3 separate regions of the Homo sapiens genome follow, and all the other regions are linked to region 1. Evidence: chromatin loops called from intact Hi-C (ENCODE). Cell type or tissue: dorsolateral prefrontal cortex. All regions are shown on one strand.

The links. Hi-C counts contacts between places; a loop is a spot of excess contacts. Peaks named below come from ENCODE experiments on the same cell type or tissue, not always from the same donor. Only the 100,000 strongest peaks of a DNase experiment are listed, where the experiment ranks them.
Region 2: a loop joins it to region 1, with 7 times the contacts of the local background. A loop is called at or near these places in 103 of 110 quality-filtered maps.
Region 3: it touches region 1 in a loop (7-fold over the local background); 4 of 110 quality-filtered maps call a loop at or near these places.

The regions. Positions count from the first base shown.
Region 1 is chr2:240,140,677-240,148,676 of GRCh38, reverse strand. No RefSeq gene overlaps it. Among named protein-coding and RNA genes, the nearest start is that of OTOS, 4.0 kb to the right of the region's middle. RefSeq lists an enhancer at 7,901-8,000. In dorsolateral prefrontal cortex, CTCF peaks have their summits at 4,487 and 4,688 (motif pointing right); a DNase peak (open chromatin) is centred at 4,716; H3K4me3 peaks cover 629 bases.
Region 2 is chr2:240,057,626-240,065,625 of GRCh38, reverse strand. No RefSeq gene overlaps it. Among named protein-coding and RNA genes, the nearest start is that of OR6B3, 8.1 kb to the right of the region's middle. In dorsolateral prefrontal cortex, CTCF peaks have their summits at 4,245 and 4,444 (motif pointing left); a DNase peak (open chromatin) is centred at 4,445; H3K27ac peaks cover 614 bases.
Region 3 is chr2:238,354,195-238,362,194 of GRCh38, reverse strand. It overlaps TRAF3IP1 (TRAF3 interacting protein 1), which reads right to left. Exons shown (of 17, transcript NM_015650.4): 15 at 6,115-6,191. Among named protein-coding and RNA genes, the nearest start is that of TRAF3IP1, 38 kb to the right of the region's middle. In dorsolateral prefrontal cortex, CTCF peaks have their summits at 4,437 and 4,642 (motif pointing left); a DNase peak (open chromatin) is centred at 4,604; H3K27ac peaks cover 1,935 bases.

The DNA.
Region 1 (8,000 bases):
AGCTACAACAATGCGCTCTGCCCAGGCCTCACCTGCCCTGCGGCACAGTCCTCACCTCACCTGCAGCGCCTGCTCCTACTTCATGCTTCCTCCCTGACTTCTCTGAGATAACTGCTCTGGAAGCCTGCAGCAGCCCAGTAGGCACCCCAAACAGGAAGTGGGGGAGTTTATCCCATGGGGCAGCCCCCCGCCAGTGGAGATGGGAGACAGTGGAGTGGATACACACGCCTCCTTCTAGGCTGAGGATCAGAAGCCCCGGGGCATGCCCCCGCTGCCCGCAGCAGCACCAAGCCCGCGACTCACCCTGTTTCTCCTTCCCTGCTGTCTTGCTCCCAGTACTACATTCCCACTGCCTGGGTCACTTCCCAGGTAGAGCACATGCCCATGCAACAAACCACACATGTCACACACGCACATGGGTACACACATGCACACGGACACACAAACCACACACACATAGCACACACCACACACTTGCACACGGACACACACACGCACACACACACCACACACACATAGCACACACCACACACATGCACACGGACACACACAGGCACACACACACCACACACACATAGCACACACCACATACATGCACACGGACACACACTCACACGCACCACACACACATAGCACACGACACACACATGCACACGGACACACACGCGCACACACACCACACACAGCACACACCACACACATGCACACGGACACACACACGCACACACACACCACACACACATAGCACACACCACACACATGCACACGGACACACACAGGCACACACACACCACACACACATAGCACACACCACAAACATGCACACGGCCACATACACACACACCACACACACATAGCACACACCACACACATGCACACGGACACACACATGCACACACACACCACACACACATAGCACACGACACACACATGCACAAGGACACACACACGCACACACACACCACACACATGCACACACACACCACACTCACATAGCACACACCACACACATGCACACGACACACACATGCACACGGACACACACACACACCACACACATGCACAAGGACACACACATGCACACACACCACACACACATAGCACACACCACACACATGCACACAACACACACATGCACATGGACACACACATGCACACACATACCACACACACAGCACACAACACACACATGCACACGGACACACACATGCACAATAACAGAGTACACACACACCCCACACCCCACACCCCACACCCACCCACTTAACACACACCACACACATGCACACAGACACAGTACACACACACACAACCTACACCCCACCGACAGAGCACACAGCACACACATGCACATGGACACAGTACACATGCATGCACACATACACACACCCCACCAACAGAGCACACAGCACACACAAGCAGGCCCCCCCACACAATACACAGACATGCACACATACAAGTACACATCCCAGACCCCACCCACATAGCACACAGCACACTCATGCAGGCCCCCCCACACACACAATACACAGACATACACCCATGCACATGCCACACCCACACATCCCACACATGCATTCAAGCACACAAACACAAACACACATGCACATACGTGTGCACAGACATACACACACCACCTCACACATGGACATGCACACGCGCACACACACACACACATTCTTCAGGCTAAGACAACACTGGCTAAATGTTGATGCAGTGTCTGGGTGTGGCTGTTGGAGGCTCTGGGTCCTCTGGAAAGAGGAAGATGAGTGGGTGTCTCCCGCCTTCTCTTGCTCCAAGGGTGTGGGGGCCGTGGGCCCTTCCCTTTCCCAGGTCCCTTTCCTCCCGCGCAGCCAGGCCAGGCCACCCCAGCCCAGCCTTGTGCCCGTGGAGATTCCTCCTGCTTCACCAAGGCGCTGGGGCCCTGGCTGGCCTCTCGGTGATGTTTCCACCAAGCAGCGCAGGGTCCTCAGGTGCCTGTGTCATGGCATGTGGAGTGTGGGTCCTGTCGTGGGATTCAGGCACCTGTCACAGCCCACCTGGAAAGCTGGTGCTTCTCTCCCTGAGTCATGGGAGGGCTCCCTCTGCCCTGTGTCCCCATCCCTGGCTCCAAGTCTGAGAGAAGAAGGCTCTGCCAGCAGTGACCTGCCCGCCTCTCTGGCTCTATCAGCTTCTCTCTGTGATGAGCCCAGCCCGGACCAGCTCCAGACAGCCATAAGTCCCTGGGCCAGGGGCCTCAGCTGACAGGGAGGCTCAGGGCTGCAGCCCATCTGCTCACATCGTGTAATGACCATGACCCTAGAGTTCCAGGAGGAAGCATCTCAGAAAAGACCCTCGTGGGCGTGGGGAGCTGCCCGCCTTGCCCCCAGGGCTAGGGCCACGCTGGTGGTCGGGGGCCTGGAGCCCCTTCTCCCCGCCAGCCTGTGCTCAAAGCCTTGGCTTTTGGCCAGACCTGGGCATGGAGCCAGGGGCCAGGCGGGTCCACATGCTTCTGTCCTGCACAGGGTTACCAGATTTGGCAGAAAAAGAAAAAGAAAGAAAAACAGGTAAAATTGGAATTTCAGTTAAACAAGGATGCTTATCAGTATAAATATGTCCCTGGCAATATTTGGGACACACTTATACTAAAAAAAGTATTCATTAATTATTTGAAATTTACATCTAACATGGCATCTTGTATTTTTTTCAGGACGACCAGGGTCCCAAGGGCCCCCCACAACCCCAGCCCCACTCGACCCCAGGCCAGATTCCCCTTTGTTTCAGGAGAAGCCTCTCAGGCCCTGAACTGGGACCTGGTCAGGAATTCTGAGTTGGTTAAAGGAAGGAATTATATCTTTTTTTAAAAGAAGCAGCAAATGGGCCTTAAATAGTTTAGCTTTCAAATCTGCCATCTTTATGGGACCGTCTTGTAACATGCGGGGGGCTTTTCTCTGACCATCTCCTGCCATGCATGGTACCCCAGGAGGCCCAGCTGTGCAGAATCCGGTGAGAACAGCGCCCCTGGGGTGCGCCTCCGCCACGTCCCCTCCTCATTCCCAGCTTGGTTTCCCGAGAACGGAGCCTTCGGACGCCCGTGATCTGCAATCCAAAGTCAGGTCCAGCTGGATTTTCACTACTTTGGTTCTAATCTTTTAAAGCTGTCACACCCACATCTAATTAGACAGTTTTTCGTGATTTTTACTGTAAGTAGGCCTCTCCAAGTCAGCTTAGTTTTAATCCAAAAAGCTCTTTCTTTTCATGTTCATTAGAAATCAAGACATTTCGTTATTTTATTAAAATAACAAGGACAATCGGCACCGGTGGGGTTGGGAACCCACGTAGGTGACTGTCAGAGGGCGCCCTTATCCTTACTCCTTGGGTACCTGGGCTCTGTCCTCGGGTTTATGGAGGGGGCAGAAGACAGCAGCTGAGAAGCAAGTGGGCAGTGAGGGTGGGGAGGGCCGCGTTCCCTGTGGCTCAGCGAGGACAGCAGGGTGGTCGGCCTGCAGGCACGGTGGGCTCTGACACTGACTGGCTGGGTGGACCTGGACCAGGCACTAACACAGGTTCGGAGAGGAGGCAGGCAGGACACAGCCAGGCAGGAGGCCGCATCCCTTGCTGAGACCGAGGACACCAAGGACATGGGCCAGGGGGATGGGGGCGGGGTGGGCCGTAAGGAGAGGCCATGTCCCCCATTGAGACCGAGGATGCCAAGGACACAGGACAGGGTGACAGGGGCTGGGATGGGCTGCGAGGAGGCCGCGTTCCCTGCTGGGACCGAGGACATGGGACAGGGTGATGGGGGCGGGGGTGGGCTGCTGCAAGGAGGCTGTGTCACCTGCTGGGACCGAGGACAACAAGGACAGGGAACAGAGGGATGGGGGCTGGGGTGGGAGTGGAGGAGGCTGCCCGAGGGTCCTGGGAGGAGGCTGTACTTATGGGACAGACAGGTGAGCAGAGGAACTGATGTGATCAGTGGGGCTGCTGGGAGGGGTGGACAGGTTCCAGGCAGCAAGCAGAGCCCCAGTGCCGAAGCAGGGGGCACGTTCCTGGGGCCCTGATGGCGGGCTGGAGAGAGAGGAGCTGGGAAGTGAGTCAGCAGCAGGAGCCTGGGCTCTGAGGCCAGACGTGGGAGCAGCGTGGACTTGCCAGAAGCCTCCCTGGCAGCCGAGGGGTGAGTGGTTTGAATATGGCCTGTCTGCTCCGGAACACAGGTCCAAATCTGGTCACCATGATGGCGGTGTCGTGACGGGGCCTTTGGGACGGGTTTGTCCGTGAAGAGGGGCTGGTGCTTCCTGTCGGGAGTGGGTCGACCCTCTCGGGAGCGCGGCTGTTATAAAGGCAAGCTCGGCTGCCTCTCGCCAGGGGGCCCCTTTGATTCCCAGCCATGCTGTGGAGCAGCACGAGGCCCTCCCCCGAGGTGGCTGCCCAGGCTTGGACTCTCCAGCCTCCAGAAGCGTGAGCTGAACAAACCCCTGTCCTTTATAAATGCCCAGTCGGTGGCATTCAGTGAAGACCAAGACAAGGGGACAGGGAGGAGCACGCAGGAGGCACAGCCCTCCAGAGCCCATGTCCGGGGGGACTGTGTCTTTAGGGCTTTAAATCATGTACAAGTGTCTGTGCTTGGCCTGTTCCTCCAGGAAACAGAGGTGGGCTGGGCACAGGCCCGGCCACCCCAGGCTCAGTGACATCCGCGATAGCCCAGGCTTGGTGTTCCCGAGCTGGACAGCAGGGGGCACCAGAGACCACCCGATCTCTGCACTGCCAGCGGCGCCCGCAGCCCGGCTCTGCCTGGTTGGCTTGGGACCCACCAGTGCCCACCAAGACAGTCTTGTGTGTGTGAGCATGTTCTCGCCCCAGGTAGACGAGACTTCCAGAGGCCTCCGATGCATCCACGATGGGTGGGGACTGTGCGGGGCAGGGGCAGGAGCTGGGGCTGGGGAGCAGAGACCCTGCAGAGTCACCTGGAGAAATTTCAAAACCACCGAGACCTGGACCCATTAAATCAGAATCTCACGTTAGGAGGCTGGAAATCCTGACTATTCAAAAGCTCCCACGTGGTCCCAATGTGCCACCAAGGTTAAGAGCCACTGCTTGAGATGGTGGCCCTGGACCTGCCCAGCACCACCTAGAGACGTGTTGGAAATGCAGATTCCCAGGTCCCTCAAGCGCGTGAATCAGAACTCTGAGTGGGAGGGGGCCAGAAAGAGACCTGCATTTTAACAAGCACTCCAGGGACTCTGAGGTCAGGCCCCCAGGGGACTCTGACCCCCAGGCTGAGAACCGCTGCCCGTGCCTCACAGCCCAAAGTGTGCTGGGGGACCAGTAGTATCCTGAGCTCTTGGGAGCTGGTTAGGGATGCAGAATCCCAGGCCCCCCACCTGTTGAATTAAACCTGCATTTTAACAGGACCCCTGGGGAATTCTTACAGTTTGAGAACCATTGCTGTAGGGGCTGTCACTGAACAAGAACGATATACACAATATACACAGCTTGGTGTGCAAACCCCTACAGAGGGCATTCTGGGCTGCAAGAGAGCAGGTGAGAGAGGAATGATGAGTGAGTGGCCAGGGTGGTGCCCTCCAGGGTGCAGGGGAGCCGGGGCCCTCTGGGTAGGGCCAGGGAAGGCTGTGTCCAGGCCAGCGAGGGACAGTGACCCTGCAGGACCCAGGAAGCATCTTCTCAAGAGAGTGGTCCTGCAGGACCCAGGAAGCAGGACAGTGCATGGCGGTGGGGCAGTGCAAGTGGCAAGATGGACCAGGACAGCCCGAGTGATCAGCAGCATACAGCTATTGGTGGTGCTGGGTGGTTTCTTTTTAAGATTTTTTTCCTTACATAAAAATAATAAATTAAGGAACATACATATACCCAGAATGAAGAAAAACCACATATATACGCCCATAGGTCCACCGTCCAACACCATCACTGCTTACTACTTCTAGAGTTTTTCCACGTATAGTCTTTTATTCAGTCATTATAAAGATATGGTACATGCTATCATATCTCATCTTTCCTAACGCCATAGGCGTATTTTCACATCATCTTCAGACATGCGGTTATTAACAGAAGGATGATAGGCCCATCCTCTCTGGCGGCCCCATCACGGTCAGAGGCTGCGGCAGGGCCCGGCCCACCCTCACCCTCCTCCCCTCTGCATCTAGCTCCCACCTTCCCTGCTAGACACGGAGGTCCTAGGCCCACCGCCGATGCTGGGCTGTGCATTTTCAGACAGGGCCTCCCAGACTGTTTCCCGGCTCGCCCTCCCAGGCCCTCCCTTCTTCACCACCTCCCACAGTCGCAGAAGGCCCATTCCTGTAGCAAGCTCACTCCGTGTCTGGCCACACTCTCCCCAACCCAGCTGGACACAGTATTGGTGCTCGAGAGGGGCCCAGGGATGGGAATGCTCAGGGTGGAATCTGGAATTGGATCTCTGGCTTGACTAGATCGAAGACTGGTTCCATTTCCCATGGAAAAGAGGGCACTGTCACCCACCCAGTGCAAAACAGAGCTATAGAGAGCAGGACTTTGGGTGACCAAGCAGCTGAAGCCACGGAAATAAGGACCGTGGGCTTGGTTGGTAACTGGAAAGTGTGCTGCCGAATCTGCGAAAAGACAATGACGAGCGCAGAGCTTAAATTCCCAGCTCAGGGGGCAGGTGAGGAACCAGAAATCTTCTGAGCTGTGCAGGGAAGGGCGACGAGCAGGCCTGGGTCCTCACCTCGGCACCTGGATTTCAGAGGGGCCACTGCCCCTAAGCTCTATGTGCCAACAAATGGTTGTGCTAAGCACCTGCTTCCTCCTGGGGGTCGGAGATCTGCACATGCACGAGTCAGAGGGGGCTGCACGACCAGCCCTGGGCTCTGAGGTTCTGAAGGGCTCCCCTCATGGGGAGATTCCACAGGTGTCACCACAACGTGGTGCTGGGGAATGGAGAGCATCCCGTGGGGTCCTCGAGAGGATGCTGAGTCCCACGAGTCCTCCTAGGGCATCTTCCTAGTGAATCATTGACCTGGGTGCTCTTGGTGACCCCGAATACAACTGCCCTGAAAGAATCCATTGCCTCCTGTAGCCACAGGCTCCAGATTTCTGAAAAGGAAACCCAAAATCTAATCCGTGGATGGCTGCCTTACCATCTGAATTAAATTAACCACCTCTCTGGGTATCTTTGGTTAAATGTATGGCATTGTGTGGGGAAAAATGAGCCCTTAATCATTTGGATGGGGACATGTGAGCAGACTGTGATGAACTCCAGAACCATGGGACACATGGGTGAGGAGCTTCCCAGAGTCCTTAAACAGCCCCCAGGGTGACCAGGAATGACAGGGGAGACCGCCACAGCAAATTCGGCCCCTGATTCAGTGGGGTGGCGGGACCCCAAGGAGCAGGACCAGGAGGAGGCTCTATGTACTGGAAAGACAGGTCAGCATAGGAACCGATGTGGTCAGTGGGGCAGCTGTGTAGTCAGAATGGCCCTGCCCACAGAGACCCTTGGTGCTGGCTGCTGGTGTCCCAGGGTGGGGACAGCCTCCTGCCCACCTACAGACTGACACTTTGGATCGCAGGGAAGCTCCCACCTGGAGATGGAAGTCCATCTTGACCCCACACTTTCTGCTGGGGCTCTGCTCAGTGGACGTCCTGCAGGCAGGTCCCGCTGACGGGGGCTCCTCCTGCCTGCTGGTTTAAGTGGAAGCAGCGCTGGAATTATTCAGCTCCTCCTCACGAGGGAGGAAATCTCAGCCAGCCCCGGTATTGGACGTAGGATCGCTCCTTGCGGAGAGTAAACTGGGTTTGTTTCAAGTACCAATGCTGAATTCAGTCCTAACAATTTCAGAAATGGCCGAGCCAAGATGTTTTTCTCTCAGTTTGAACTTTGGATCAGATTCCCAGAAATTGACACTCTGATTGTGCCTGCCAGCAGGGCGACAGGAGCCCACAGTCCTCCGGTGGGGATGAAATATTCAGTTTGACTGTTCAGGCAGGTGACGTGTCCTTCCTCATCTGCAGCCCTTCTATAAAGAGGA
Region 2 (8,000 bases), 83 kb after region 1:
GTGGTTTCATTGAAATTGTTAACAAAAAATTTAATGACAAATAACACCAATCTTACAGAAATTGTTTCAGACAATAAACGCGGTGCTGTTTTCCAGCTCATGGTTGAAGCTAGTAAAACCCTGCTATCAAAACATGAAGAAGACGCTACAAGAGAAGGAGACTTCAAACCAAGCCTTCATTAACATAGACATAGGCACAAGAGTCTCTGAAAATATTAGCAAACAAATCCAGCAATACAAAACAGGGCATCTCATCATGACCAAGTAGGGTTTCTTCCATGAATTCACCATTAGAATACCCATAATTTACCATATCAACAGAACAAAAGAGAAACACCATACCCCTAGCATCTCAATAAATTCAGAAGAAAAAAGGCCTTTGACAAAAATTCAACACACATTCAAAGTAAATATTTCAGAAAATAGGAACAGAAGAATTGAATAAAACTGTCTCAATCCAGAAAAAGAGCATTGACAAAAACTTAAAGCTGACATCACGCATGATGTTGAAAAACTGAATGTTTATCCGCTAAGATCAGCAATAAGGCAAGGATATCTGCTTTTACTACCTGTTGTTAACATTGTGCTGAAGCCTTCAGCAAATGCATAGGGCAAGGGAAAAAAATGCGTAGAGATTGGACCAAAAAAAAGAATTTAAATGTTGTTTATTCACAACACAATTTTCTACATATAAAATACTCGAGAATCTATAATTCAACTATTAAATCAAGTAAGTAAATTTGGTAAGACCATGAGCCATGATATACAAAAATGAACTGTTTTTCTGTAATTAGCAACAAACAAATAGGAAAAATAAAAATTTTAAAAGGTATGGAAGATGCCTACCCTAAGAACTGCAAAACATTGGTAAGATAAATTAAAGAAGTCCTAAATAGAGAAATGTATGATGTCCATATTATTTAAATGTGAATTCCCCCTAGTGATCGCAGATGGAACCATCAAAATATAAAAATTAGTAAAGAGTAATTGAAGTATTAATAAGTAGGTAAACAATTATTAGCTGTTTGAACAATAAGAGCAAGGACACATACTTTAAGATTTATGTAGAATTTTGTAAACGTTGAGAAAGATGAAATGAAATTAAACTATTTTAAAGTTCTAACATTATCTTAGTGGTAATAAATATAATTAATCTTAATAGATTGTAATAAGAGAATAATGCATGTTGTCTTTTGTAGGATAGCCAGAAAATAATAAAGAATATATAAAAATTTAATAAAGGAAAAATTGAAATACAAAAAACAATTCAAGTGAAAGTAGATAAAAGTAAAAGTAGGGGTATAAAAGAGAGGCCAACTTTTAAAAAATAGGCAAAAGATGTCAACAAAATTATGTCAGCATTTACATTAAGTTATTTAAGTATTCTGTTTAAAAGACTGAGATTATCAGGTTGGCTAAGACATACCTTAAATATAACGACACAGGAAAAATGGAAGCAGAAGTAAGGGGAAATTCTATGTCATAAAGTTAACCAAAAGAAATCTTGTACACCTATAGCAATATCAGATGATTCTACCTTAAAGCGAGAAGCCATTCAAGAAATAAAGAGAAATGTTACAATGATAGAGGTGGGTTTGTATGCTGTGCAACCTAGGCAGGTTGTCTTACAGCCCTTTATGAGCTCAAAATTTCTTGGCAGTGATGGAAACTCACCTGATGCAGTATCCACCTGAACCACTTAACATTATCCTTGTGGTACCTGGGAATAGGCAAGGGGAAATGATGCAAGCATGAAGTTTATACATTCTCCCATATCATGAGTAGTAAACTCTGTTGTCTCTACCTTCTGTCGGCATCCATGAAAGTGTGGCAGACTTAATTGGTAGCTCATAATTAGGTAAAATCTCAAATTCTTCACAATTCCTGACAAATATGGATGGCCAATAAACCCATGAAAACATGCTCTACATTGTTAGTAATTAGAGAAAAGGAAATTAAAATCACAACAAAATACCTGGCACATTCACTTGAAGAGCTAAAGAATGGCATTACTAAATCTAGGTTAGGATGCAGAGCAACTAAAACCCTCATATATTGTTGGTAAGAATGTAAAATGGTACAGCCCATGAAAAGTTGTATGTAAGCTCAAAATACAATTTCTGCATAACCCAGAAATTGCATGCCTTATTTATTTATCCAACAGAAATCCCTGTACACACAGATACATACACAAATGCTCATAACAGCTTTATTCATAATAGCCAAAATATAGAAACAACTCAAATACCAATCAACAGATAAGTAGATTAAAATATGTGGTATATTCATATGCTGGGGATACTATTCAACAATAAAAAGGGAACAAATTATGCACCCAACAATATGGATGAATCTCAAAAACATGTTGAGCAAAAGAAGCCATGCTGTATGATTCCACTTACACAAAGTTTTAGAAAAGGCAAACATAAATCTATAGTGACCAAAAGCAGATCAATAGTTCCTTGAGCAGTGGGTAGAGATCATTTGCTGCAAATGGACATAAATGAACTTTTTTGGGATGACTGAATGTTCTATCTTGATTGTGGTAGTAGTACACAATTTTATACATTTGATAAAATTCATAAAACTCTACACTTAAAATAGTGTATTTTAATACACTATAGCTCATAAGGTTGTATCAAAAGGAACATTCCAATAAGAAAAATCTATAGCAATTTGATACTTGGTCAAATATTATAAGTTCTCCCACCACACACACATGCACGCACACACACACCCCACACACAAAAATATTCAGGTTAATTTATTCTTATTTCCATTGTCTCAAGATAATTTGTTAAAAAGCCTATCTTTCCCCATCAAACTACCTTAGTACTTTTACCAAAAATCAATTTACCATTTATATGTCATCAATTTCTGAATCATAGCATATTCTATACCACTGGACTACATATCTGTCATCATGCCAATCTCACCCTGACTTTATTACTGTAACTTTATAGTAGGTGTTGAAATCAGGCAGTAGATACCCTCCAATGTTGTTTTTCTTTTTTTTTTTTCAAAATGGTTTGAACTCTTCAAGGTCCTTTCCTTTCTATACAAATCTAGGGTCAGATTTTCAATTTGTGAAGCCTGCTAGTATTTTTATTGGGAGTGCTTTAATCTATGGATCCATTTGGGAAGAATTAATATCTTAACATTATTGAAATTTTTAATCCATGAACATGGTATATCTTAGTTTAGTATGGCATATTTTATTTTAGGCCTTTGTCATTTTCTTTCGGCAATTTATTTTAGTTTTTGGTGTTTCTCTTATCAATATTTTGCAGTACTCAGGCTGAGAATTGACAAAGCAGTAGGGTCTTCTGGCCCAACAACTGGTTGGAGACCCAAAGTCATATGTACATGTGTGGGGAAAAATGGCTGAAAGGTGAGACTAATTTTTCTGGGACCCCTTGACACAGGAGTCCAATGCACTGTGGCTTCAAACCTGTTGGTAAAGTCCAAATGGGGGCTACAGTTAGATTGAGTAAATTGGACAGACTAAATGAGAATCCATAGAATTTCCAGAACTCATAGAGGTTATTAATTTGAAACAATATAGAACACCTGGTAGACAGAAAGGGCTTACCACTTTAATTGACAACAGAAGCTGGAATGGTTATAAAGAGATTGTTTGTTCTATAGCTTTGTGGGGCCTGTGGAAAGGTAGATGGATCATGGACACTATCGGTAGATAATCAAGCCTTAAGTAAAGTGGTGAAGCCAATAGCTTCAGCAGTTCTTAATGTGGTTTCAATAATGCAAAAAAATACAGCAAGCAAAAGGAGACTATGCTCAGTGACTGGTCTTGGAGGTGCTTTTTTCTCAATCTCAATCTCAGAAAAGAGCCTTTCATGTAGAAAGGATCTCAATTTACATTTATTGTACGGCTACAGGGTTGTTTGAATTTACCAGCTTACTGTTATGATTCAGTTAGAAGAGATTTCAAATTGATGCAGGTCTTGAGTGTAATAAAACATAAAAAAATTGATATTGCAATAATATCAGAAACTGAAAAGCAAGCTAGAACTGACCTAAAGAGGATGCTGATGCACGTGACTAACAGAGGCTCGTTGATAAATCCAACAACAATAGAAGGACATGTCCAAAGGGTGAAATTCTTAGGAATAACATGGGCAGAAACCACTCTTGACACTCCACAGGCAACTAAAATCTAATTGCTGTCATTGCCTACCCCTGGAACTAAGGAAGAAACACAGTGCATGATTGGGACATTTGGATTTTCAAGGATGCATATTCCACAGCTGGGAATATTGGTAGCTCCAATCCATGACACTACCTGAAGGAGGCCACATTTGAACAGGGACCTGAACAAAAAGCAGTAGCTCTATCGATGTTCTTGAGCCCTAATGAGACACACTCAGACATAATTCCGGAATTATCTGCCACTCACACTGCATGCAGGAGCTCATAGCTAAAGCCTATGAGTGCCACCCAGTGGCAAACTCAGGGATTTTGAATCAGAATATTTCAGATGCATCAATATGACATAGACTATTTGAGAGATAATAACTAGTTTGCTATTGGGCATTCATTGACACTGCCTCTGTGATTGAATGACAGGAAACAATCTTGAAACCTGAAATGCCCATAATGTCTTGGGTGATGTCAGAGAAATACTCTCATCAGGAGAGCAATTCCCAGAAGAGTTCCAGAATAAAATGGAAATGGTTTACACAGGAGCATGCTACAAGGGGATGCCTGGAAAGTATTCATTGTATTCACAAAACAGAAGCCTCTTTTCCTCTGTGGCTGACTTTAGGACCACCTGAGGGACTGCTAGATCCCATTGCCACATGGGAGGTGCCCTATGAGCAGCCCTGGATTGACCAAGGATAAGCTGCTTGGTTTAGGGAGAGCGGTTCCAAGGAGGATGGGTAGCATCCTGTTTGGAAGGCTGCCACCCTATGACCAACTGATGGAAAAACTGATTGAAGAAGGTAAGAATAAATCAGTTCAGTCAGTGGAAGTGCGTCCTGTTTTCCTTGTGGTATTGGAAGAATTGAACACCAGTAAGAGCCCTTGTGTTTGGGTGTTTACGGACTCATGGGCAGTGGCAATGACCTGGCTATGTGGGCAGGCAGGTGGGCCATGGAAACTGCACTATTGAAGAATTGGGTAAGGCCCCATAGAAATCACTATGGGAATTTCAGGGGATGCATTAAAGGACATATCAATGTCTGTCAAAACCCCCTTCCAGGATCAGAAAGTGATTGGAACCAGCAAATGGAAAGCCTGGTGCACTCACTTGAGGTGGCCACCAGGGCCCATGGAATGAGTGGACGTGGGGGCTGGAGCTGTGCAAGGAGGGAGTGCACCTGGATATGCCCCCCCACACACACACCCTCTGAGGCACAAGATGCCAGCAACAACTGTCCTGTCTTCAAATAAGAGGGACGGAGACTGCAGACGATATGAAGCAGACTCCCTGGGTGGGCGTGGGAAGGGGGATGGCCCCACACATAGCTGGGCAGTAGACTGTCACAGCACTACTGGTCACTCCAGGACATTATAAATTGGCCATGCAGGAAGAGACACTTGCTCTGGACTGGGCATTGCATACCCAGTGGTAAATGCAAATGCTCAAAATACTATGAAAGGACTGGAACAGAAGATGCTACACCAGTTTGCTCCATGGAGTTATGTTTCCTCAAGAAAGAGCCTAGGAGAGCCAGAGTGACACCATTTTAAATCAACTCCATCTTAAAACTAGCAAGGAACACTCCTTGCCAGTCATGACCCATGGTCCTAAGATGTTTACAGCTAAGGAGGCAGCTTGGTGCTGTCTGCAAAAACACACTCCTGCAACAACAGAAAGTCCAGATGTGCTGATGCCCATAACAATGTAGGCTTTCTAGATAATTCTAGCTATGCTTTGATGGACTCACACACAAAAATGTTAAGGACAGTTTTCTTTAAATCAATAGAATAATGCATTTTGTCATGCCGTCAGCTCACCCGCACACAGACACAACTTAGCTTAGTCATTGTGTGGACGAAACACTTACATAAGAAAAAACTTAAAACAAAGCTGAGGTGCTCCCCATCTTGCTTCTTTTTTTTTTTCCAGACAGAGTCTTGCTCTGTCGACCAGGCTGGAGTGCAGTGGCGTGATCTCGGCTCACTGCAACCTTCACCTCCTGGGTTCAAGCAATTCTCCTGCCTTAGCTTCCTGAGTAGCTGGTACTACAGGTGCACACCACCACACGCGGCTAATTTTTGTATTTTTAGTAAAGACGGGGTTTTACCATGTTCGTCAGGCTGGTCTCGAACTTCTGACCTCAGGAGATCCACTCACCTCTGCCTCCCAGAATGTTGGGATTACAGGTGTGAGCCACTGTGCCCAGCCCCCATCTTGCTTTCTGAGGATGCCCTGCTCTGTAACAGAGCAGCTTTCAATGAACTCTTCTCACTGCACTCTGTGACTGGCCTTGAATTCCTTCCTGCGTGAGACCCAAGAACCCTCTCATGGGGTCCAGATCAAGACCCCTTTTTTCCAGTAAAGACGCAACTAAAACCAGGTGAAAGGCTTGAGCAGGTACATCAGGGAAGGAACCAACTGGCCAAGCAGCAGTGAGCAGGTGTTAGTGTTATTAGCAACGAGAGGAATGCACACTGGAAACACAGGCAGATGCCCAAATGGACAATAAAGATAGAAAATGTGAGATTGTCCATGTTGTGTGGATCGATATTCATTTGTTCTGATTGCCAAACAGGACCCCAGCATACAGATGCACTCCAATGTGCTTATCCATTGACCTGCTGAAGGGCAGCAAGGCCATTGCCAGCTTTGGGAGATGATGAATGGAGCTGCTATAAACATTCGTGTGAATATAGCTTTTGTGTGAATATACGTTTAACAGAAGCTGTGAGACCATTTTCCAGAGCAGCAGTAACATTCTGCATCCACACCAGCAGCGTGCGAGGCCCCAGCTTCCCTGCCTCCCAGACAGCACGTAGTGCTGTCCCTGTGTCTTATTTCAGCTACTCTGATGGGTGTGCAGTGGTGTCTCATGATGGCTTTGATTTGCATTTCCCTTGCGGCTAATGGTGATACACATCTTATAAATCCTCTTTGATAAAGTGTCTGTTCCAGTCGTCTGCCCATTTCTTTTATTCTTTTTTCTTTTCTTTTGCTTTCTTTCTTTCTTTCTTTTTTTTTTTTTTTTTGACAAGGTCTTGCTCTGTTGCTGAGGCTGGAGTGCAGTGGCACAATCACAGCTCACTGCAGCCTCTACTCCCCTGCTCAAGTGATCCTCCCACCTCTGCTTCCCGAGTAGCTGGGACTACAGGTGCGTGCTGCCACACCTGTCTATTTTCTTTTTTTGTAGAGATGGGGTCTCACTATGTTGCTGAGGCTTCTATTTCTTAATTGAGCCCTCCTTTGCTCTGTCTACTAGCCTTCCTGAGAGTCAGAAAGACCTTGGCAAGTTGGAGTATTTCTTTACAGGAATGCCAACCCTCCCCCACTGCCTTCTCCTCTCTTGCATTGGGCTTTTCTCCAAACAGTGTAGCTCCCAGACTTCCTAGGCAGGGACAGGCCTCTGGATCCTCCCATTTCTTCTGCCATCAGAAAACTATCTTTTGGAAATATTTGCAAGACAGACCTGTTTGGGCTAAGACTGATACAATGATGTTTATGTTGGCTGTATATTTGAGAAAAGAAATTATCTTATGTCAGAAACTCAAATTTCCTTGTCCCCTTGACAGTGACAACATTCCTGGATTCTGGAATAGAGTATGGTCCCTCCCTGTCCATGTTCCCTGGACCAGGTCATGGCCATTGAGTCTAGAAAATGCCTCTGTCCCCAAGCAGAAGTCACACCCCTCTCTGACCCCAAAGAGAGAGGGTAGCAGAACTTGTAGTGGGAACAGGGCTGTATGGGTGGACTCTGAATGGACAGGGGAGGAAGGTTGGTCAAGTGGCCTGAATGTCTGGACAGGGGACCAGAGATGGTCAGCAGTAAATGGGGTGA
Region 3 (8,000 bases), 1.8 Mb after region 1:
AAGAGAAGGAACTAGCAAAGGACAGAGAGAAGGGGGACTGGCCCGGCAGGAGGGGCGCCAGAGGAGAGTGCTGTGCTGGAGGCCATGCCAAGGACGGAGAGAGTGGCCAACAGCATCAAAACGCTGTCGCAGGACACAGACATAACCAGCAGATATAACAACTGAGAGGTCAGGTGACCCTGCCGAGGGCAACTCAGGCAACTCGGATGAAGGTGGAGAGCCAGCGGCCTCCCTGGAATGGGGTTAGGAGAGAGTGGGAAGAGGTAGATTGTAGACAGCAAAAGATAAGCGATTATTTTAAGGCATTTTGCTCCAAAGACAGGCAAGGCAATGGAGTGGAAGTTAGTGGTAAAAGTCAAGTCAAGCGAAGATCAATACGATTCCGGTCAAAATCACAACAAGGTTTTTCATGGAACCACACAAACTGATCCCACAATTATATAAAGCCATAAAGACTTACTCACAATCAAGACAACCTGGAGAGTCGGGGAGGAGTGGAGGAACATTTAGAAAGGCTTTCCCAGAGGTAAAACCATAGTGCTGAAACAAGGAGAGACACAGCAGAGCCCGGAAACACGTAGTGCCTGGGCTCCCTAGAGAGGTGGGGGTACAAAGGCGGGGTAAGGAAGCCTTGGCTGGCTACCACACAGCAGAAAATCACACTTCCAGACCACGCAGAGACCTAGACGTGAAAAAGAAGACTAAACTAGAGACTACCTTTACAACCAGGATAGGACAGCTTCTTCAGACAAAATCAAAAATAAAGTATAACTGCACCTTAAACTCTTGGCCATAACAAAAAGAAAAAAAATAAATAATGTATAAAGAAAAAGGCTGTTTAAATTTTACATCAAAATAGAAAAGTTTGGCCAGGTGCAGTGGTTCACTTTGGGAGGCCAAGGCAGAAGGATCGCTTGGAGCCTAGGAGATCAAGACCAGCCTGGCTAACATAGCAAAACCCCCCTACAAAAAATACAAAAATTAGCCAGGTGTGGTAGCGTGTGCCTGTAGTCCCAGCTACTCGGGAGACTGAGGTGGGAGGATCACTTGAGCCTGGGAGGCAGAGGTTGCAGTGAGCCGAGATTCAGACCACTGCACTCCAGCCTGGGCAACAGAGCCAGACTCTGTTTCAAAAAAAAAAAAAAGTTTTTTAAATAAAAAGGCAAAGTCAGACAAGCGATAGATTGGAAAAATATTTACAACATATGAGACACAAGGGTGTCATTATATATTATGTATACAACCATAGGACAGATATTCAACATCATTAGCCATTAAGGAAATGCAAATTACAACTATGAAAAAAAATTTTTTTGAGACGGAATCTCACTTTGTCCCCCAGGCTGGAGTGCAGTGGCGCAATCTCGGCTCACTGCAACCTCCGCCTCCCAGGTTCAAGCGATTCTCCTGCCTCAGCCTCCTGAGTGCTGGGACTACAGCCCTGTGCCACTATGCCCAGCTAATTTTTTGTATTTTTAGTAGAGACAAAGTTTCACCATTAGCCAGGATGGTCTCAATCTCCTGACCTCGTGATCTGCCTGCCTCGGCCTCCTAAAGTGCTGGGATTACAGGTGTGAGCCACCACACCCGGCTGAAAAATTTTAAAGTTTGACCGTACCTAGTGCTGACGAGGATGTGAAGGAACTGAAACTCTTATACACTGCTGGTAGGAATGCAAAATGATACAACCACTTTGCAACACAGTTTGGCAATCTTTGTTTTTGTTTTTTTGTAGAGACAGGGTCTCCCTATGTTGCACAGGCTGGTCTTAAAATCCTGGCTTCAAGTGATCCTCACATTTCGGCCTCCCAGAGGGCTGGGATTACAGGTGTGAGCCATAGCACCCAGCCCTATGGTCTGGCAGTTTCTTAAAAAGTTAAGCACACACTTACCGTATGCCTCAGCAGTCCCACTTCTAGGTACAACAGTCCTATCCCCACCCATAGTTTCACTTTCTGCAGTTTCAGTTACCTGCAATCTGAAAATATTAAATGGAAAATTCCAGAAATAAACAATTCATTCATAAGTTTTCAATTGCATGCCATTCTGAGTAGGGTGATCAAATCTTGCACAGTTCTGCTGAGGACATAAATCATCCCTCTGTCCAGTATATATACACACTGTACACACCATCCACCTGTTAGTCACTTAGTAGCCCTCTCAGTTATCAGATAGTCTAGACTGTGGCAGTATCCCAGTGCTTGTGTTAAAGTAACCCTTATTTTATTTAACAATGGCCCCTAAGTACAAGGGAGTGGTGCTGACATATTGTTAAAATTGTTCTGTTTAATATCAGTTATTGTCCATCTCTTACTGAACCTAATTCATAAAGTAAACTTTATCATCGGAACGTATCATGAAAAAACATGGTATATACAGGGTTTGGTACTATCCACAGTCTCAGGCATCCGCTAGGGGTCATGGAACATATCCCCTGCAAATAAGAGGGGTTCTACTGTATTCATACAACATAATGAAAGTATCTGTCAAAACAAAGACTTGAACATTAATGTTCACAGCAGCTTTATTTATAATAGTCCAAACTAGAAGCAACTCAAATGTTCATCAACTGATACATGGATGAACACACTGTGGTATATCCATACAATGAAATACTACTCAGCAATAAAAACAAATAAACTATAGATACACGCTGCAACAACATGGATAAATCTCAGAATAATTATGCTGAGTAAAAACGGCCAGACTGAAAAAAAAACCTCAAAGAGTGCACATCACATGATTCCATTTAAACACAATTCTAGGAAATGCAAACTAAAGCACAGTGAACCAGAGCAGAGGGGTGGCTGCTGGGGTTGGGGCGTGGGGTAAGGGGAACATGGAGATGGGCTGGAGGATGGGCTCACCAAGGGCACATGACACTGTGGAGGGTGATGAGTGTGTTCACTATCTTGACTGTCGTTGGCATGGATGTTTGGAAACAGATGTTCATTGTACTGGGAGAATAAATTGGTACAGCCACTTTGAGGAGGAAAGTGGCCTATCTGGTGAAACTAAAGATCTGTGTACTTCCTGGCACAGCACTTCTAAGCCTGGGCATAACCCCCAAAGCTGAAATCAGTAAACTATAGCCCACAGCCTGGACCTTGTTTTTGTAAAGTACGTTTTATTGAATACAGCCACACATGCTCATTTACATGGTCTAATGCTGCGGCTGCATTCATGCCACATCGGCAGAATTCAATAGTTGCAAGAGACCATCTGGCTCAAAAAGCCTGAAGTATTTTTATCTGGCCCTTTACAGAAAGTGGCCTGATTCTTGCTGGAAGAGACACTGGCTCTTGAATGCTAGGAGGCATGGAGAGGAGCCATGGAAGCATTGTCTATGAAAGGAAATGGCTGAAAAACCTAAATGTCCATCAATAGAGTAATTAATAAGCAAATAATGGACTATAAGGCTTCAATTAAAATGAATAAACTACATCTACATGTATCAAAACATGAGAGAGAGAAACATGCTGCATGAAGAAAGCAACCTGCATAACAGATCAACACGAGGGTGACATTAGAAACTCAAAAAACACCACGAGGCACATCCAAAGTAGAGATACACACCAAGTTCATCCTGGGGACTGCCCTCGGGGGAACAGGACTGGGGCAGGGGGAAAAAGGACTTTGGCTCTTCCTACATGTTTTTTTTGAGACAGGCTTGCTCTGTCATCCAAGCTGGAGTGCAGCAGTGCAATCACAGCTCACTGCAACCTCTGCTTCCTGGGCTCAAGCGATTCTTGTGCTTCAGCCTCCTGAGTAGCTGGGACTACAAGTGTGCACCACCATGCCCAGCTAATGTTTGCATTCTTAGTAGAAAGGGGATTGGCCATGTTGGCCAGGATGATCTCAAACTCATAGCCTCAAGCAATCCGCCCACCTTGGCTTCCTAAAGTGCTGGGATTACAGGTGTAAGTCACTGCGCCTGGCCACATTTTTATTTATTTAAAAAAAAAATGTAGCAGGAGAATGGCGTGAATCCGGGAGGCGGAGCTTGCAGTGAGCCGAGATCGCGCCACTGCACTCCAGCCTGGGCAACAGAGCGAGATTCTGACTCAAAAAAAAAAAAAAATGTAACAAAAATGTTTTAAGAAGACCAACAAGTTAAATTTAAGTCTGATGTTTATCAATATCCTAAAGAAAATCATACAGACACTTGCTGATTTTCCCCTAACTGTAACATACATCAACCCTGACTTTGAAGTTCTCACTGACCACTCTTTTTCAAAACAGCAGATGTTTACCAAAAAAGGACACTTTTCCTTTCATCTTCTGAAGCCCAAAGATTTACCAATCTGAAATAATTTACTCTTCCAAGGAGACTTTGAAACACAATCCTAATATGCTTTGCGTAAAAATCATAGCTATAAAATTGAAACCAATGGAGGCTTCAAAGGTGACCTCCACTAGGAGCCTGGAGGGACACATTCAGGGTTTTCGACTGGGTCTCAGAAATACCACCAGGGACACCAGGACAACCCCTCATGCATACAGAAAGGACTATAATGTATTAACATTCCATCAATGAAAAAACAAACTGCAGAAGGCATTTCTCCTTTCAGCAAGGCAAACAGTGGTGCTGTCAGCAAAGCCTCCGCCGACAACATTCTCCAGTTATTATTGTTAAAAGGGCTCCCTCTACTGTTAGTCTCAATTGCACAGTTCTCATTGGCTATTTCAGGCCCTAGCTTTGTGACAAACTAGGACATGTTAAGCAAAATTATCTAAAACAACCATTAATTCAGCTGGGGAGAAATACATATATGTGTGCATGTGTGTGTACGTATGTGTGCACACATCCCTATATATAAAACTTTTTTAAATTGTTGAGTTATTAGGCTAAATATCCAAGAAACTTCTGTTTAAAAGAAAAAAAAAATTCTTCTTCCTCTTTAAAGTGACTGTAAGAGAAACCTGGCTGTGGCATTTGAGACACACCCTGTTGGCCCACAGGTGCCCGCCCTAGTGGTCATGTGCCCAAGGAAAGGGTAGTGGCTGGCAAGAGGCCACAGGTCCCAACAAAAGCACATCACACATGTGTGAGGGAGACTGCGGGGAACCAGGTACAATAGAACATGTATTTAAAAAAAAGACTTAAAAACATTCCCGGCCAGGCGCGGTGGCTCACGCCTGTAATCCCAGCACTTTGGGAGGCCAAGGTGGGTGGATCACGAGGTCAGGAGATCGAGACCATCCTGGCTAACACGGTAAAACCCCGTCTCTACTAAAAATACAAAATATTAGCTAGGAGCAGTGTCGAGCACCTGTAGTCCCAGCTACACGGGAGGCTGAGGCAGGAGAATGGCGTGAACCCGGGAGGCGGAGCTTGCAGTGAGCCGAGATCATGCCACTGCTCTCCAGCCTGGGCGACAGAGCGAGACTCTACCTCAAAAAAAAAAAAAAAAAAATTCCCAGTCTCTTACTTTGCAATCAGCCAGGATCAGGCAGCCAGCCTCCCAGTCTGCAAACAGGACCTGGGAGAAGGGATGGGCAAGGCCAGAAGGGGAGAGTCAGGGAGTCAGAGCCCAACAGGCCTTTGGCTCTTGGCTCCTGAGCTCCCCAAGTAAGCCGCTGCCCCCTCCCAAGACGGGGCTGGATACCAGGCCAGGGAAGTAGCCCCACAGAGGAAGTCCCACACTTTATATCCTCCCAACTGGGAGGAGGGAGGAATGGCTTTTTTTTTCTTTCTGAGGCAGGGTCTCACTCCGTTGCCCAGGCTGGAGTGCCGTGGCACAATCTCAATCCACTACAACCTCCACCTCCCAGGTTCAAGCGATTCTCCTGCCTCAGCCCCCCAAGTAGCTGGGACTACAGGCATGCGCCACCACACCCGGGTAATTTTTGTATTTTTTGTAAAGACAGGGTTTCACCATGTTGCCCAGGCTGGTCTCGAACTCCTGGGCTCAGGTAAGCTGTCTGCGCTGGCCTCCCAAGGTGCTGGGATTGCAGGCGTGAGCCACCATGCCTGGCCAGGAATGGCATTTAAATATGCAAACAGACATCACTGATAATGGTAATATTGAAAGATGCTCCAACTTGTAAAAGTCTGTAAATGCATGAAACAGACTGCTAAAATGCCAGTGTTTATGGAAATCATTCCATTACCTTCTCCCCAGGTTTGGGTGACTGCTGCAATTTCTCATAATCTTTCTTCGTCTCCAAAATTTTTTTCACAAGTCCACCTGTTGAAAAATCAGTGATTTTATGTTAAAAGTTTATTCTCTATCCCAAAAACCTATTCTAAATGGGTGGGATGGTGGGAAAAACACTAAGTTTTTATCCTATCTCTTTTTATGCTGAAACAGTTTCAAATAATCTTTATTTGTTAAGGAGATAGTACACAAGAGTGATAGACAGCTGGTAGTGGAAATTATCACATTTCAAAGTGTTTCAGGGAAATCAGCTCCTTGAAAAGTAAAAAGCTTTAGAAATAAAATAGATTTTCTATTTTCAAAGATTAAGAAGGAGTGTAGATTGACATCCAAAAATATAGCCATTTATTACAAACAGAAATAACAAGAAATGCTTCTAAGTACGGATACTTCTTTTACACTGGGGCAAGACTATTCCACTTCTTTCAGAATTTACTCATGGGATAAATATCATGTGAAGTTTTTTGGAATAGTGTTTCACCCAAGCATACATCAGCCCGAGGCTGACTGAATAAACGAGGGTACGTCCACACGGTGGAGGACGACGTGGCTATGAAGGAAATGAGGATGGTTTCTCTGCATTGCTGCAAAATGAAAGCCTGCATCTGCTGTCAAATTAAAAAGAGCAAGATGGAAATAAGTGTAGGTATCAGTAAATACACATGCACATGCATATGCATTTATTTATTTGTTTGTTTTTCAAATGTAAGTATAAGCCCTATTTTACTGTTACCTACAGGGAGAGGGAGAGTAGAGGGTAGAGGAGACAGGGAGAGTAGAGGGTAGAGGAGACAGGGAGAGTAGAGGGTAGAGAAGACGGGTCAAAGCCCCACATTTCTGATTATACCTGGTTTTGTACATCTGACCTTAAAATCATGCGAATTATCTTACATTAAAAAGGTAAACAACACTAATGCCTAAAGGTTGAATGCAAAATGAAATAAACTTAGTGATATCCAATTGGCAAGCATGCGCCACTAGAGAATTGTTTCACAACTTTAAAACAGGGTAACTGACTGTACATCCCTAATAGGATATACCCAACAAACAGGCAGACATACCTACCAAAAAAAAAAAAGTCCTTGGGCTGGGCTTGGTGGCTCACACCTGTAATACCAGCGCTTTGGGAGGCCAAGGGGGCCGATCACAAGGTCAGGAGTTCGAGACCAGCCTGGCCAACATGGTGAAACCCCGTCTCTACTAAAAATACAAAAAAATAACTGGGTGTGGTGGTGGGCGCCTGTAATCCCAGTTACTCAGGAGGCTGAGGCAGGAGAATCTTTTGACCCCGGGAGGCAGAGGTTGCAGTGAGCCAAGATCGCGCCACTGCACTCCAGCCTGGGCGACAGGGCGAGACTCCATGTCAAAAATAAATACATAAATAAAAATAAATAAAATAAAATAAAATAAAATCCTTCAGCGTTTCCAGTAATCCTATTGTTGTTAAAAACCAGTCGTGGTGTTCTAAAATTGCTATGTGAGCATATGAAGGATCATAAAGCATGGGGACAGCCGCTGCTGCTGGGAGCCAGGCTTTTTGGCATGAGATGGAAGAGATGCATATATAAAACCAAAGAATGCAGGCAAAACCCTACAATCCTAAATCGGAATTGGAAATATCATCACTAAGTCAGAATATACTTTCTTATTTTAAAAAAGTATATCCCTGCTTTTGCAGTGAAAATGCCTGGAAACAAGAAGCAACCCAGAGCAGTAAGCGGCCAGGTGCCTTGGAGAAATGAGGCAGTTATGGGGCAGGAAGTACACAAAATAAGCTGGAAACACCTTGTCGTATCAGAAAACAAGGAAGCTAAAGAGTGTACTGGGATGTGTCTAAAG